2 separate regions of the Homo sapiens genome follow, and region 2 is linked to region 1. A link is an interaction called in ENCODE POLR2A ChIA-PET data of the cell type or tissue named here. Cell type or tissue: Panc1. All regions are shown on one strand.

Region 1 (8,000 bases):
TGATAAACTGTAAATACAAAATGTCAAAATTAATTCTTCTGAGTTTTAATATCATCTAAATAAAAAGAAAATAATGCAGCAAGTCTACTCCTCAGGGAAGGCAATAGATTGTATAGTTATCTCCTGAACAGGGTAAAATCACTACCCCACAACTATACAATCTACTACCTCACTCTGATAGAGCAATGTTTTCTTCTGGAATGGAAAGTACAATCTCTTTCGAAAGAAAATTTCAACATAAAATTATCAGCATAAATCAAAATAAAAAAATACATTTATTCTGACACAGAGAAATAAGACAAGAAGCAAAAGGTTTCCCCACCCCCATCCAGTGTACTTGCTACAGACTTTATCTCTAAATTAATTTATTTCCAGGCCATAAACAAATGCTGCACTACATCTCTTTAAGACAAGTTAATCTTAAATATTGTACAATTAGTTAACTGACTTTCTATCAGACCGCCTGGATGCAGACTTTTCTATCACGTTAGGAAAGACAGTAGATTGTATAGTTATCTCCCAGTGGTGGGTGTGACCCTAAAACTATACAACCTACTACCTCATCCCACAGTGAAGAGAACATCCAGGGTGAATGGTGAAAAGGAATCACAGTTGAGCACCACAGGAAGGCTTTTTTTCCTCCTCGGTAATCCTGGTTTCCTGTGTGAGTGATAAGAAAAATAGTATTAGACCATTTTCATTCACTTACGTTGAAAATGAAGTTTAACTGAACATTTTGGCTACATGCATAATCTATGCTGTGGTTTCATTTCCTGTATTTCATTAATAGTATTTTAAATGCTTGGTTATCTGAATCCGCTCCTAAAACCATGTATTTACAAGATTCAGAAATCACCCTCTTACCACCACCTTTTACTATTATTAACTGCTGGTTTTCTTACAGTTCCTACAAATGAAAATGCATGAAATAACTTATCCTTCAAGAAACAACAAAAAATCATTACAGAAAAACATGACAGCCTCTAATTAAAAATCCAATGACTTCAAAACCCAAAAGTCCTGTACATCATGCATAATCCAAATGCACTAACATACAACGAGATAATATAAAAAACACACACAAATAGAAACTAATTTTTAAAGGAACCTACTCATTTATCCCATGCGAGCAAACACTAAGTGGTCTTATTAGGACTAAATCAAAGATAATCACCTGGATCTGATTCAGGGTCAGGATCCTTTCCTTTAGATAGAAAGGTAATATGTGGATTGAAGGCAGAGTCCAAAATCTTTAATAAACCCAAGTAATCTAAACTGTATTATTACCCTTTAATTTACAGACTTCATATTTAGGAGGTAGCTACTACGAAGATTATCTTTTAAGATAGGGACTAAATTTATTTTGTAGTGATTTAGTAACCAAAAGCACTAATTTTTAAAATTACAAAACGTAATAAAAAACATACGGCTCAATATAATAGAATTTAAAGTCTAGAAATAAACCCATACATGGGTCAACTGATTTTCAACCATGACAAGACAATTCAACTGGGAATCGTTTTTTCAACAAATAATGCTGACGGCTGTATAGCCACATGCAAAAAAAATGGATCTGCATTCTTTGTAAACTGGTGTGCAAAACACACATTAAAGTAACTTAAAACAACCTAATTTAATGGTAAAATATTTTAATAGATATTTCACCAAAGATATGACTCATAAGCACAAATGGCCAACAGGCACATGAAAAGATACATTATTCATTAGGATGGCTAATAAGATTAATAAAAGTGTTGACAAGGATGCGGAGAAAATTGGAACCCTTAGATTGCTGGTGGGAATGTGAAATGGTGCAGCTGCTTTGGAGAACAAAACTTGTAGACAAGTCAAACAGTTGTTAAGTGGAATCAGAAACACGTATTTCGTCTTTGTCTCCATTTGAAGATCCTGGCTGGCATACAGCTCCTAAAACCCTCAGAATTTCCTAAGTGATGAATGTCTGTTTAATGCTACTGAGTCGATTGGTGGCTCCTGTAGTTTCAGGAGGGGGATAGTCACCAGAAAGACCAAGGTGTGATTAGAGGGGTGGAACTTTCAGCCTCACCCCCTCAACCTCCAGGTAAAGCAGAGAGGACAGAGAGTAAGCCAATCATCAAAGGCCAATAATGTAATCAATCATGCCTAAGTATGAAACCTCCATAAAAACCCCTTAAGTGTCAGGGTTTGGACAGCTCTGAGTTGAAAAACACATCTTCATGCCAGGAGGCTGGTGTAACCCTAACTCCATAGATACAGAAGCTCCTGTGCTAGGAACCCTCCTGGACTTCAGCTTAAGGACCTCTTCATCTGGCTATTCATTTAAATCCTTTATAATAAACCAGTGATAATGAGTGTCTTCCTGTGTTCTGTAAGCCATCCTAGCAAATTATAGACCCAGTGGAAGAGGTTGTGAAACCCCCTAATTTATAGCTGGTTGGTTAAAAATTCAGGTAGAAACCTGCATCTGAAGCGGGGGCAGTCTTACGTGTTTGAGCCCTCAACCTGTGAAGTTTGTACTAACTTCAGGTAGTTTCAGAATTAAATTTAATTGTAGGACACTCTGTTGGTGTCGAGTTGAAGAATTGATTGTTGGTGTCAGAACTGGTTAGTGATGAGTAAAAAACAGTTCACCATATGACCCAGCAATTCCATTTCTAGGTATATACTCTAGAGAACTGAACATGGCTGGGTGTGGTGGTGCAGGCTTATGGTCCCAGCTGAGTTACTCAGGAGGTTGAGGCAGGAAGATTGCTTGAGCCTAGGAGTTAAAGGTTGCAGTAAGCTATGACCACACCACTGCACTCCAGTCAGAGCAAGAGAGTGAGACCCTGCCCCTCCCCGCAAAAAAAAAGGGCAAGAGAATTGAAAAAACGTGTATTTGAATGTTCACAGCATTACTCATTTGGAGTCAATAAAAACCAGGGTTCAAATCCTGGCCCTACTAATTCTCTGCCATTGAAATCTTGCAAAAGAAATTTAGCCGAAGTCCCTCAGCTTTCCTAGCTGCAGTATCAACACGTCTGTAACAAAAAGGGAAAGATTTATTAATACCATATATCCAAAATATGTAAGGTCCAACTACTTCATCATCTCTAGATGAAAACTGGTGGTAAGAAGCTTAATAACTTGCCCCAAATTAGAGACAGTACTGCATCACTAAACTATACTACATTTGAGACCATTTCAATTCTACAAGGCCAGGTTATGCAAACTAGGAACTCACAGACACACTTGTCCCTAACGTCAGGCCCTTTATAAGCCAAAATATTTCCCATGAATCAGCACTGTCCTTACTTTTATTTTTTTAGAGACGAGGTCTTGCTCTGTCACCCAGGCTGGAGTGCAACCGTGTGATCTTGGCTCCTGAAACCTCCGCCTCCTGGGTTCAAGCGATTTTCCTGCCTCAGCCCCCCAAGTAGCTGGGATTATAGGCATCCACCATCACGCCCAGCTCATTTTTGTATTTTTAGTAAAGACGGGGTTTCACCATGTTGGCCAGGCTGGTCTCGAACTCCTGACCTCAGGTGATCTGCCTGCCTGCCTGCCTTCGCCTCTCAAAGTGCTGGGATTACAGGCGTGAGCCACTGCACCCGGCCTAGTCCTTACTTTTAAAACAATAACAGCCAAAAAAAAAAAAAAAAAAACCAAAACCAAAACCAACCAAACAACAGCAACGAAAAAAAACAGCTAAAAGAAAAAGCATCTGGTACTTCTACTACAATCCTCAACCTCCTACCGATTTTCTCATTTAAAACATGTTTGAATCCTCATCAAACATTCAAAAACACATTTTTTTTCCAACCTTGGTGTCACATGCTTACTTTGTATTATTCTTTCTCAATCCAGCTATGTAAATAAATACCATATTGCTAGAAAGCATTCTGGTAATTTACATACCAAGTGCTATTAACATGACCCTCAATTTTTTGAAAAGTATATGTATATAAGTAATCCAATAAATAATATTGTTCACAAATCAATACTTACTCTAATATGTTATTTTATTATATACATGAACTGATTTTATAATCTAATGGTTCCCAGCCTGCAGTTTAGAAAACACTGATTACAGCAAATGGTGGAAACTAAAACCAAACAGCCGAGCAATGTTCAGTTAGGGCCAGCTCTCATAAACACTGAACATAATCCATGAATTTATGGATTACAAGAACCCATGGAAATATTCATTTGGAAGTTAATTAAAAGCCCTAACTAACTAATCACAACTATGTAATGCTTGCGTACTGGGAAAGAGTGGGTTGATAGCTAGTATACATTTAGGACTTGAAGTTTTTCTGTCTACAGTTAATGCTGGCTCCCCATTTACTATGTCCTTGGACATATCATCTAATTTCTGGGCCTTTGTTTACTTCTTAGGTAGAATACTATTAGCTAAAATTATCAGAATTTGAGCCTTCTGATAATTCTTTCTTAAAAAGTAACAAAAATACTTTTATATCCACTTTCTATCCTTATTCACATACTACCTCAATCTGTAGCTGGAACTACCCTCTCATTAAAAGTTATGGCAAATGGCCAGGCACAGTGGCTCATGCCTGTAATCCCAGCACTTTGGGAGGCCCAGGAGGGCAAATCATGAGGTCAGGAGTTCGAAACCAGCCTGGCCAATATGGTGAAACCCCCTCTCTACTAAAAATAAAAAAATCAGCCAGGCATGGTGGCATGCGCCTGTAGTCCTAGCTACTCGGGAGGCTGAGGCAGAAGAATCGCTTGAACCTGGAAGGTGGAGGTTGCATGGAGCCGAGATCATGCCACCGCACTCCAGCCTGGGCAACAGAGCAAGATGCGGTCTCAAAAAAAATATATATATATTACGGCAACTGGCCAGGCACAGTGGCTCACACCTATAATCCCAGCACTTTGAGAGGCCCAGGCGAGTGGATCACCTGAGGTCAGGAGTTTGGGACCAGCCTGGCCAACATGGTGAAAACCCATCTCTACTAAAAATACAAAAATTTGCCAGGCATGGTGGTAGGCACCTGTAATCCCAGCTACTCAGGAGGCTGAGGTAGGAGAATCGCTTGAACCCAGGAGGCAGAGGTTGCAGTAGACCAAGATCGCACCATTACACTCCAGCCTGGGCAAGAAGAGCAAAACTGTCTCAAAAAAATATATACAATAATAAATTATTTAATTAATTTATGGCAACTAAAAGTCAAAATTCAACTTACACAAAATGTATCTTCATTTCATTCAGCTCAGCATACCAGTACAGGAAAATGGTTAAGGGCAATGGTTTCAGGGTCAAGCAGCCAAGCAGCTACTTAGTGGCTGTGTTCTCTCATCGCCATTTGGGGGAACTGTAACAGCCACACCTCATGGGGTTGCTGTCAGGACTGGGATACATGCAAAGATATTGAATGACTGAGAAATTAACTCAACAAATGGCAACTGTACTTAATAAATTAATTTGACAAACTATCCTAACAGGAATTTTACCTTTCCAGATATACTTGTGATAGTTAAAAATATTATCAATTTAAAGCATGCTACAAAGCAGGCAAATCTATTAGTTATAGACTTGTCTATATCTACATTTACATCAAGTAAGTTTTCATAACTTATTAACATTCACATTCCTAATTTCATTTTTGTAATGAATTTGTTTCAAATTGACATAAAAATTGTTATTTTTATGGTGTACATAAAATAGGTTTATATTATAGCTAAATCAAGTTAATTAACATATGTACTATCCCCACAGACTTATTTTCTTATGGTGAAAACACTTAGGAACACACTCCTAACTTCAAAATATTTTTTAAAATAGCCTCTAATTTCCTAAAACACTCTAAACTTTAGTTGAAATGCAAGCATACTCTACCTTTTAAGCACTTAATATCTAGTAAGTTTAAATTTTCTGAGCTAAGACATTTCCCTACACTTTTACATTAATTTAAATACTCCTAAAACAAAGTAGCTCAAAAAGTTCACAAGTAAACTATTTCCTCCAGTCTCATTTTTGTTTCATACGCTGTAATCAAACACAGATCAAAATTACAACACTGGCTACTTTAACAGATTTCTTTCAATCTCAAATAGTTGAATTATCAACAAAATTATCCGACAATGATGCAGGCTGAGTATTACATTAATAAGCAAACTCTCCAATAGTATTTTGCTCCCTTCGATAGAGCATGTGCAACACATGAGATAATAAATTCTTTACATTTATAAATAAGTTTCTCTAAAGCAATTTAACCTAATTCTAATTTAAGATCTTATTTCCTACTCTATCAAACATCACATTAAGTCTGAAATAGCTAAGTACTAGGTCAGGTTTCCCAAAAGGACTATTGCTTATTTCCTTTCACTTAGACACATAGCAGACACTTAAGATAGTCTTGAAGAATATCCAACTTGGCTGGCTTGTTCTGCTTACTGACCATTATACATATACCATTATTTCTCAACCCTTTAAACATCTTCTGCCTTCCTATCCTCCATTATACTGTTATGTTCCTGGGTTGAAAAAACCACTATGTAGTCTACACATCCACAAGCCAAGAAAAAAAGTAGGGTGTAATTATTTAATCTAGATTCCACAGTTTACTATAATTAACTGTATCCTTAGTAGGCAATTCACAGTCTATACTGCACAACAGTGAAATCATTAAGAAATGAATTCTAAGCATTCGAGAATTATATATTTGGCTAATAAAAATATGGGGTGGGTTTCTCAGGTGACCAGAAAAGTACTGTAACTTCCTGTTAATGAAAAATTCACACAAAGTAGAAAAGTATCCTCAGGGGATTGCCTCCAGGATACCTCCTTCTCCCAGAGGAAAATCCTCAGATGCTCAAGTCCCTTATAAAATGTGGTGTCATATTTGCATGTAACCTACACACATCCTCCTACATAGATTACTTACAATACCTAATACAATGTAAAAGTTATGTAAATAGTCGTTATACTGTATTATTTTTGATCATATTATTTTTGTTGTACATACTTTTTTTCCCCCAAATATTTTCCATTTGAGGTTAGTTGAATTCAAGGATGCAAAAATCCTTGGACAGGAAGGCCAACTGTGCTTAACAGAAGAGCAAAATGCTCCCAACTTGTATTCATTACGTTATGGTAGAACAAATGATCCAAAATGTCTTATTCTTAGAGAAGCAAGAGACTTAAAGGTATAGCTGTCGGCTGCCTCAAAACACTTAAACCTTGTATTTAGAAAGGGCCTAAGAAATCACCTGATTCGGCCAGGAACCCGGTGGCTCACACCTGTAATCTTAGCACTTTGGGAGGCTGAGGAAGAAGGATCACTTGAGCTCAGGAGTTGGAGACCAGCCTGGGCAACATAGTGAGACGTTGTTTCTATTATTTAAAAAAAAAAAAAAAAAAAAATCACCTAATGCAATTTCTTCACAATTGAGATGAAGCTGTGGAGAGACAGAACATTTTTGGCTGTTTATCTGAAACTACAACTATTCAGCTAGAGAAATCTAATTTTAAAAAAAAATCTAATTTTTTTAAAAACAGTGCACTAGAACTGCACTGTTCATTTGGTAGCTGTTAGTCACATGTTGCTACTGAGCACCTGAAATGTGATTAGCCCCAAGTGTATGTGTTGCAAGTGTAAAACAGTCTGGATTTCAAAGACTTAATACCAAAAATAGTGTAATGGCTCTCATATTTTGTCTATTTAATGAAGTCCATTCTTAAGTGATTATACAACGCTTAGAACACCTACACAGGCAAAAAGCATATGATGATCAGTCCTGAGGTCACATTAAGCAATGCTGACAACTCATTACTGGGGATTCGGATTCTTCTAGTCTCATCTAGACATGGATAAATAATTGGCAATAAATATTATGGGATGGAAAAGACCTCTTATGGTCTAAAGAAAAGCTTCACAGGCTATTAAAAATACTATGATTAAAACGCATACTGGTCCTGGATGGCAAATTTACTTCCCAACTTGTGAAACTAAAGTAGGTGGCTCATGTTCCACCAAATATAAACAGCCCAT
Region 2 (8,000 bases), 1.1 Mb after region 1:
GGACATTCCAAGAAATCACCAAGGCATGAGGATGGAGCTGGTGGATCACCCTTGTCTCTAACCACCGCACAGCCAAGTCCTGCTCACACAGAGACTCCCGGACTCCCAGGGGACCCAGGGCCACCCCTCACTGACCTCCTGAGCCCCTCCCCATGCCTGATGCATGAGAGGCAGATCCCATCTGTCCCCTGTCCCCTCCCCTGCTTCAAATACTCATGAACTCCCAGCTGCCTGCAGATGGCCCTCCTGTGCCTCACCCCTGCAGAGGACCCCACACCCCAGCTGTCTTTGAGGATGTCTGTTCCCTAAAGCTGGAGGCAGAGGCCTTGCCTCTCTGGATCCGTCCTGCCCTCCAGCCCCATCCTACCCACCTGCTGTTCCCCAGCCCATGGTTGTGGCTGCCCTTGGTCTGCCAGCCTAGTGCTGGGGCATTTCTTACCTGGCACCCTTTAGATCCCTTTGCATGTAAATCTTAAAGAAGAGGGAAAAACAACAGAAAACGGATTTGATGCAAACAAGATACAAAATAAAAACACACGAGGCCCTGCCTGGCCCTCCCACGGCTCAGGGGCAGGTGGAGAGGACCAATGGGTACCTCAGGGCCACACCTGTGTGATGCCTGAGCGGCCCTCAGCCCACATGCCGCGCCTGCGCCTCTGCCTGGCCACCTGCTGCAGCTGCGCTTCCTCCCTCCCTGGCCTTATGTACGGAGGGGGCCAAGCCTGACCGGGTGGATTCTCATCCTCCCAGCCTGTGAGGCCAGCCGGGCGTCTGAGAACAATCCGTACTTGTTAATCTTTTATCTGGAACCTTGGACCTCAGGTCGGCCCCTCCATCCTCCCTCCTGGGATTCGCCACACAGCCCCTATAACCTGACCTCGCCTGCTGTGGGATTAAGTAACTATGTTCCCTTTTATGCTGGCTGAGGCTGTGGGAGAGAGTGACAGAGGCAGGCTGCTGAACCCAGTCTCACCTAGACTCGATCCCCACCTGCCAGTGAGTCCCTGTGTGACCTCAATCTGGGTCTCAGTTCCCCCAAATGTGAAACAGGAACCTTCAGGAGGAATTTCTCAGAGTTTAAAGGGGGTGACTTTTGCACACAGAGGTGCTTTGAGAACAGGACCCCCAAGACCCTGGCAGTGGGGACAGGCCTGGCCCCAACACTACATGTGGGTGTCCCACAGCCCTGGCTGTGTGTCTTCAGGTAAGTCACTTGCCCTCTCTGAGCCCATCTCCACATGGAGGGTGAGCACAGGCTTCAGAGCCACTTCTGCCTTCCATCTCCAGGCTGAGCAGCAGGGTGGCCTCAGGATGTGGAAAGCACACAATCCTCCATAAAAGAGCTGGGCTAATTCCAAATGAGGAACATGTACTCCCACATCCCTGGTGGAAAACCGAGGGTCCGGGAACCTATGCCTTCTACCAGCAGCTCTTTCGATGCCAATGGGTGGCAGGAGGCCATAGCCAGGCATCACAGGGTGTGTCTGCCTTGCTTTGATTTACACATGCATTCACGGGGTCTCAGTTTCTCCTCTGTAAAATGGACACAGTCCAGTTCTGGGGCAGGAGTTCAGGGGTGAAGCCAAGAAGGCACCAGCAGAGCATGCCTCCTGCTACCCCCTCTCCAGGCCCTTCCTCCAAGGCCCTTCCACGGATGCCAGGGGGGTTACCTACAGCCACTGGAACCCTGCTTTCCTGGACAATCTCCCAGATCAGGGAGTGCTGGGGCTGACCTGGGAGCAGGGCCAGGGGCCAGTCATACAACAAACATGATAAACTCCTACTCTGAGCTAGTCTCCCCCGCGCCCTGCCCTTCTCCCAGGGCGCTCATGGGAGATGAGGGAAGACCACTTCCTGCCTCTCAGGAAGATCAGTCTGTCCACACTACTGTGCTCTTCATATCTACTCTAGGAAAACCAGTGGTAATGGCCCCATTTTAAAGATGGTGGGAAAAACACACATCCCCGTGCTATGTTTTTGGTTTTTGTTTTGTTTTGAGACAGAATCTCGCTCTGTTGCCCAGGGTGGAGTGCAGTGAGGTGATCACAGCTCACTGTAGCCTCGAACTCTGGACGAAAGCAATCCTTCCACCTTTCAGCCTCCCGAATAGCTGGGACTACAGGCGCATGCCACCATGCTCAGCTAATTTTTTTTTTGCATTTTTTGTAGATACGGGGTCTTGCTATGTTACCCAGGTTGGTTTCGAGCTCCTGGACTCAAGCAATCCGCCCACCTCAGCCTCCCAAAGTGTGGGATTAGAGGCATGAGCCACCACTCCTGGTCAGTGGTGTTTTAGTGTCAAATCCTCTCCAAAGGCTCCCAACCCCCCAGCCTCTAACTTCACAGCACATTTCACAGAGCAAGAAACTGAGGTCACATGGCAGGGGAGTGATGGAGTCCAGATGATGGCATCATCCCTGCACCAGAACAAGTACCCTCCCTGGGCTCCACTGGGCCTGTCCACAAGCTTGGGGGCAGGTATACAGTGGGGAAACTGGGGCACATGGGGAAACTGAGGCACAGAGGTACAGCGACTCACCCCAGGTCACAGGGGGGATCCTAACCCAAAACTCCAACAAGGGGGCCAGTGCCTGGGAAGTGGTCATGGTGGTCAGAGGCAGAGCCAGGGCCAGGCAGGATGAACAAGAGCACAGGGTGCCAGACTAAGCTCCATTCCCAGCACAAATTCCAAGGCAAACAGCCTTTTGTATGCAAATATGCCAGAGCCTCCAGATACTCCCTGGCCTTGGGCTGACCTTGGGCAAGTCAAGGCTATCCAAAGGGCACTGGCACCCACGCCCCCAGGCTGTTGTGCCAGTAGAAGGGGCTCCTCAGGTAGTACCAGGCCCTGGGCAGGCCTTGCTCAAACACAGGAGCAAAAGTGCTCATCACCCCAACACCAAATTAGGGACTCTGGACATTAGGCTGCCAGAGTCAAACTAAATAAACCAAATCCACCAGCGCCAGGAACAAGTCTCAGCGCCCACTTTGCTGAGCTGCGGACCTCTGCTCGGTGAATTAGCTCCCTGAGCCGCAGTTTCCCCAACTGTGAGAGGAAGCCATTCTCCTGCCACCTTCCTGCCAGTTCCCTGGGGCTGCAGGCTGACAGTGTGACCTGGTCCAGCCCACCCCACTCCGGGCCTCAGCTTCCTCCTGCGCAGAGCCTTAGCCCCGCAACGCCTGAGACGCCCAGAACCCTCAGGCCTAACGTTCGTGGGCAGTGGCCGCGGAAGTAAGCTTTTGGGATATCTGAGACCCAGAGTTCCGGTTTGGTTCCGTTTCTAAAAGGGTTAGACTTTAGAATCATTCAAGGAGCAAGGCCAGCATTCGAACCCCGGAGCCTTGGGCACGGGAGCAGACAACTCTTTAAGCACATTCTTGAATTCAAACACTTAAAAGTAAAATAAAAAGCAGCTTCTCTTCCTTCCAAAGGCCTCTGAGCCTCCTCCGAGACAGCCGAGGCGATCCCAAGCCTGGCTACAGGGTGACCTCGGACAGCCACTCCCCTCTCGCAGGCTCAGTTTCTCCATCTGTAAAGTGGAGCTGCGCTGGTCACCAAGGAATCGTGAAGATGACACCTCCCTCAGGCGCAGAGAGGGCTCCCGGCTCCCCCCTCCCGCCCCCGCGCCACCCGCCCGCCAGGTGAGGCCGGTTTCGACTTCCCCGGGAGGGGCGCGGAGGGGCCCGGAGCCTGCGGCGTGGAGAGGCTTGGCCGGCCGCGCTGTCCGCAGACGCCCGGGACCAAGGCGCTGCGGCCACTCGGGAACGGGCGCGCGGGCTGCTGCGTGCAGCCGCCTGGTTTCGAACTGCTCGCTGCCAGGCTTCGGCTCCGCTAGGGCGCCTGCTGGGCCGGCGGAGGGTCGAGGAGGTTCGTCCTCGGGGCAGATCGTTGCTGTGGCCCCCACCCACGGCTGTGCGGCCCCGCGACCCCCTCCCCTCGGCTTTCCCGTCTGTGAAATGGGCGCAGAGCCCCGCACGCGGCCACTCGGCCCCAGCCCTCACCTGTGCGGTTCCCTGGGGCAGGCGTGGTGACCCCGGCCCGCCCCCGGGGCCTCGCCTTGCCACGGAGGGTGGCGGCCGCCCAGCGCATCCTGCGCGCTCCGAGGCGCTTGGCGGGGTCTGCCAGGGGAGTGAGCCCGGCTTGTGGGGGCGGGGCCTGGGCCTGGGCCTGGGTGAGGGGCGGGGAGGCCCCGCCCTCCACGCCCGCCCAGGGGCGGTTCCATGCAACTTACAGACCACGCCCACACGTTGGACTGGGGCCGAGGTCCGGCCGGGGGCTGTGGGCGGGGGCCCTTGGGGAGACCAAATACCCAGCGGGCCAAGGCAGCCGGCTGAGCGGAAAGTGTTGCTACTCCGGGGCGTTGCACGCGTGGCTACCTCTGCCCAACACCCTTCCCCCATCCCTTCCTGTTCTCACCTTCACTCCTAGTGTGGTTTTTCCATGTGCTTCTGTGTTTTTATTTTTTGAGCAGGATTTTGCCTTCTCAGGGTGCCGGATTCGGCCGGTACCAAAGGGCAAACAGCAAAACGCCTCCCCGGCCCGCCCCTCCCGTAACCCACTCACCCCCAGAGTCCTGTGTGGACCCAGCCTTCTTTCCCTGTCTCTCACTGGGCCAGGCCGTCTGAGGCACACTGAGGTCTGGGTGCCCTTGTTGTCTTCGGTTCTCACTGAGGGGCCCCCGGCTGGGGGAAACAGGATGGAAAGCCCTGGGGTCTGTCTGCAGGGCCCACCACACCTGGAGGCCTCCCTTCTCCTGGCTTCCCCTTCCCACCCAGCTCCACTTGCAGCAGGCCCAGAGCTGTGATCCGGGCTCTTTCTCTCCCTCTGACCCCACCCAACCCAGGCTTAGCCCCCTGCCCAGGCAGCCACCAAAGGGTTGGGTGTGGTGTCAGGCCTCAGACATCCTGGATCTTGGGCTGCTTGTGGGAGACCACCTGAGCCATGCCTATTCCTGTGGAGCTGGCAAAGGCAATCCTGGCAGAGGGAACAGCAGGTGCAAAGGCCCTGGTTTGGCAATGTGTGGCAGCAGAAGCCCAGTGCGGCTGGCTTAGGCATGCCTCCAGGAGCGCAGAAGGTGGCCCAGGTGGGCCAGGCTGGCTCTAGAGTGCCTGGCAGGTGACCGTGAAGAGTGTGGATGTTCAGGTGGACCATGAAGCAGGGTTCCAGCAGGGCAGCCCCTCCCCGTCTCTGCTTTCCGAGCCCTCCAAAGCTGAGGTTCAGTGTGAAACGTGAGGGGCCCTCCCCCTTTCGCCATCAGGGTTGGCGTCACCCCTGATATGTTCTTCCCACTTGGACTTGTGGGTCACACACGATGGCTTACTTCAATCTCCTTTATTCAAAATCAAGCATGTGTATTCTTTCTGCCATGTCGGGAAGGGCAGGGCCATCAGCAGTGCCCACTCCAGACCACACTCTGGGACCCCAGAATGTCTTGCCAAGTGGCCCCTAGCCCACCTCTCAGGCCTGTGTGGTCCCTTCCCTGGTTTTGCCCACCATGCACCACCAGGCAGAAGGCCACTGCCTGTAGGTGCATGGACAGGGCTGGGAGGGAGGTCTGGGGCAGCCCTCCAATAGCTGGGTGGAGCTAGGTGGGGATGGAAAACACCAGGCTGCCTGCAGCTCCCTAAGCCACCACGCTGTGACCCAGGCCTTCAGGAGCCTTCAAATGCTAAACACCTGGCCATTTAGGAAGTGTGTTTCCTAGAGCTGTGTAACATAGTACCCCAGACTGGGTGCCTGAGAACAACAGAAATTTATTGTCTTATGGTTCAGGAGGCCAGAAGTCTGAGATCAGGGTGTCGGCAGGCCTGCAGTCCCTCCAAAAACTCCAGGAGAACAGCCTTCCTTGTATCATCCAGCTTCTGGCAGTTCCTTGGCCGGTGGCAACTTAACTCCTGTCTACACATGGTGCTCTCCCTGTGTCTCTCTGTGTTCAAATCTCTCTTCTAAGGACACCAGTCATATTAGATTAGAGCCCACCGTAATGTCCTCATCTTAACTTAAGACCCTATAAAGAGTCTGTAAAGACCGGCCAGGCTCAGTGGCTCACGCCTGTAATCCCAGCACATTGGGAGGCAGAGGCAGGTGGATCATAAGGTCAGGAGTTTGCGACCAGCCTGGCCAACATGGTGAAACCCTGTCTCTACTAAAAATACAAAAATTAGCTGGGCATGGTGGCGCGTGCCTGTAGTCCCAGTTACTTGGGAAGCTGAGGCAGGAGAATCACTTGAACCCGGGAGGCGGAGGTTGTGGTGAGCTGAGATTGTGCCACTGCACTCCAGCCTGGGCAACAGAGCAAGACACCATCTCAAGAAAAAAAAAAAAAAAAAGAAGAGTCTGTAAAGACCTTGTCTCCAAATAAGGTCATATTTGGAGGTACTGAGGGTTAGGACTTAAACATATAGATTTTGGGGGACACAGTTCAGCCCCTGACAGGTGGGATCAAGGAGGAAAGAGCATGTTTTTCTGAGCAGTCTGTCGCTTGGTTGGGTTGTGGACATTCAGGCTTGTGGCGCTGGGCCTCCATTTGTACTGTTAGGGGACCTGGAGGTGGCCTAAGGACCTCTGTCATGTCGTTTCCACAGGGAACTGTATGCCTTGCTGTGGCTCAGAACACCCATTTGCTGCCAAAAGGCCATCTTCAGGAGCTATGGGAGGGATCTGAGGCTGGTTCTGGAGGTGGGCCTGTCACCTATTTGAACACTGATCAGGGCCATCTTGTCCACCTTTTCCCAGGCCCTTGGAATGGTTTGCTCCTAGAAAGCCCAGCTATTCTAGCCATGCACGTGGGCGAAACTGAGGCATGTGAAAAGAACGGCACTGGCCCACTAGGGACAACCGCCTGGGGTGCCCCCTTCCATGGTGAGAACCATGGCTCTCTGACAGGCTTCCCTGATCCCTGGGGCAGGGGTGGGCACCCTTGCACTGAGTCTTCGTGTTCTCATCTGAGGGGTGGACATTGTCCTGCCACCCTCTCAAGGCAAGTGAGAGACTGTGATGTGCTCAGGATGGAGTGGTGGCCTCTAAGCTGGACTGTGAAGGCCCGTCAGCTTTTGAGCTTGGCCCACCCGCTCAGCTGTCCTAGTTGCCTGGTTTCCCAGACTCTCCAAGTCTAGGCACAAACTGGGAGCAGTGCTTAGGCTCTGCCTGCTTGGGTGTGTCTCCTTGCCTTCCTCACCCTCCTTCTCCATGGAGCCCTCCCTGATGGCACTCCCTGTCAGAGCCATTTCGTGCTGCCTGTCCTTAAGGCCTGCTCAGCCTGTGTCACGTCTCTGAAATGAAGAGGACATGTGGCCAGGTGTGGAGCTATGGACATGTGGCCGGATATGGCCGAGAGGATCACTTGAGGTCAGACACACCTGTAATCCCAGCTACTTGGGAGGCCGAGGCACGAGAATTGCTTGAACCTAGGAGGCGGAGGTTGCAGTGATCTGAGATTGCACCACTGCACTCCAGCCTGGGTGACAAAGGGAAACTGTGTCTCAAAAAAAAAAAAAAAAAAAAAAAAAACGCAAAACATATGGGCTTCCCTGCTGGAGGAGGCAGGGGAGGAGGCTAGGAGGAACGGATGGGCTGCTGGCTGCTGGTGAGGCAGGCCGGGAGAAGGAAGCAGAGTCAGGCACAGCCTGAGGAACTGACCAAAGCCACAGCCTCTTCCCAGCTCCATTTGCAACTGGGAGCACACAGTGCACTGTCAGTGGACACTTGTTGGATGGAACCTGGGAGGCAGGGGAGGCCTGCCAGCCCTGGGGCTCAGTGTTCCACTCTGTAACATGGGGGTCTTGTGCGCTGCCAGAGGTTTCCAGAGGAAGGTGAGGGTCTGGCTTGGGAGTTTCCTCTTTCCTCAGACCTTAGCTGAGGTGTTGCCACCCCCAGGAAGCCTTCCTCAACCCTTGATTTGCCTGACTCAGCACCCATGGGCCATGGTGGCCTGGGAGGGGACCCATGCAGAAGTCTGGTGGTGGCAGAGTTCTTGGCTTGGTGAGTTTTTCTAAAATTA

Evidence for each region. ChIA-PET counts read pairs that join two places held together with the same protein. Peaks named below come from ENCODE experiments on the same cell type or tissue, not always from the same donor. Only the 100,000 strongest peaks of a DNase experiment are listed, where the experiment ranks them.
Region 2: POLR2A ChIA-PET joins it to region 1 with 11 read pairs; 2 of 35 experiments call an interaction of 5 or more read pairs at or near these places.

What each region holds. Positions count from the first base shown.
Region 1 is chr9:94,168,525-94,176,524 of GRCh38, reverse strand. It overlaps MIRLET7A1HG (miRlet-7a-1/let-7f-1/let-7d cluster host gene), which reads right to left. Exons shown (of 5, transcript NR_170278.1): 2 at 560-660. It overlaps MIRLET7A1 (microRNA let-7a-1), which reads right to left and starts at 568; the gene lies at 489-568. It overlaps MIRLET7F1 (microRNA let-7f-1), which reads right to left and starts at 178; the gene lies at 92-178. RefSeq lists a silencer at 5,310-5,359. In Panc1, no CTCF peak of the experiment used is centred here; no DNase peak of the experiment used is centred here; H3K4me3 peaks cover 1,382 bases; H3K27ac peaks cover 542 bases.
Region 2 is chr9:93,054,833-93,062,832 of GRCh38, reverse strand. SUSD3 (sushi domain containing 3) reads right to left here and starts at 4,132. Exons shown (of 5, transcript NM_145006.4): 1 at 4,003-4,132. The coding sequence starts at 4,090. RefSeq lists enhancers at 1-567, 1,958-2,007, 2,076-3,056, 3,057-4,037 and silencers at 3,548-3,957, 3,968-4,417. In Panc1, no CTCF peak of the experiment used is centred here; no DNase peak of the experiment used is centred here; H3K4me3 peaks cover 1,504 bases; H3K27ac peaks cover 531 bases.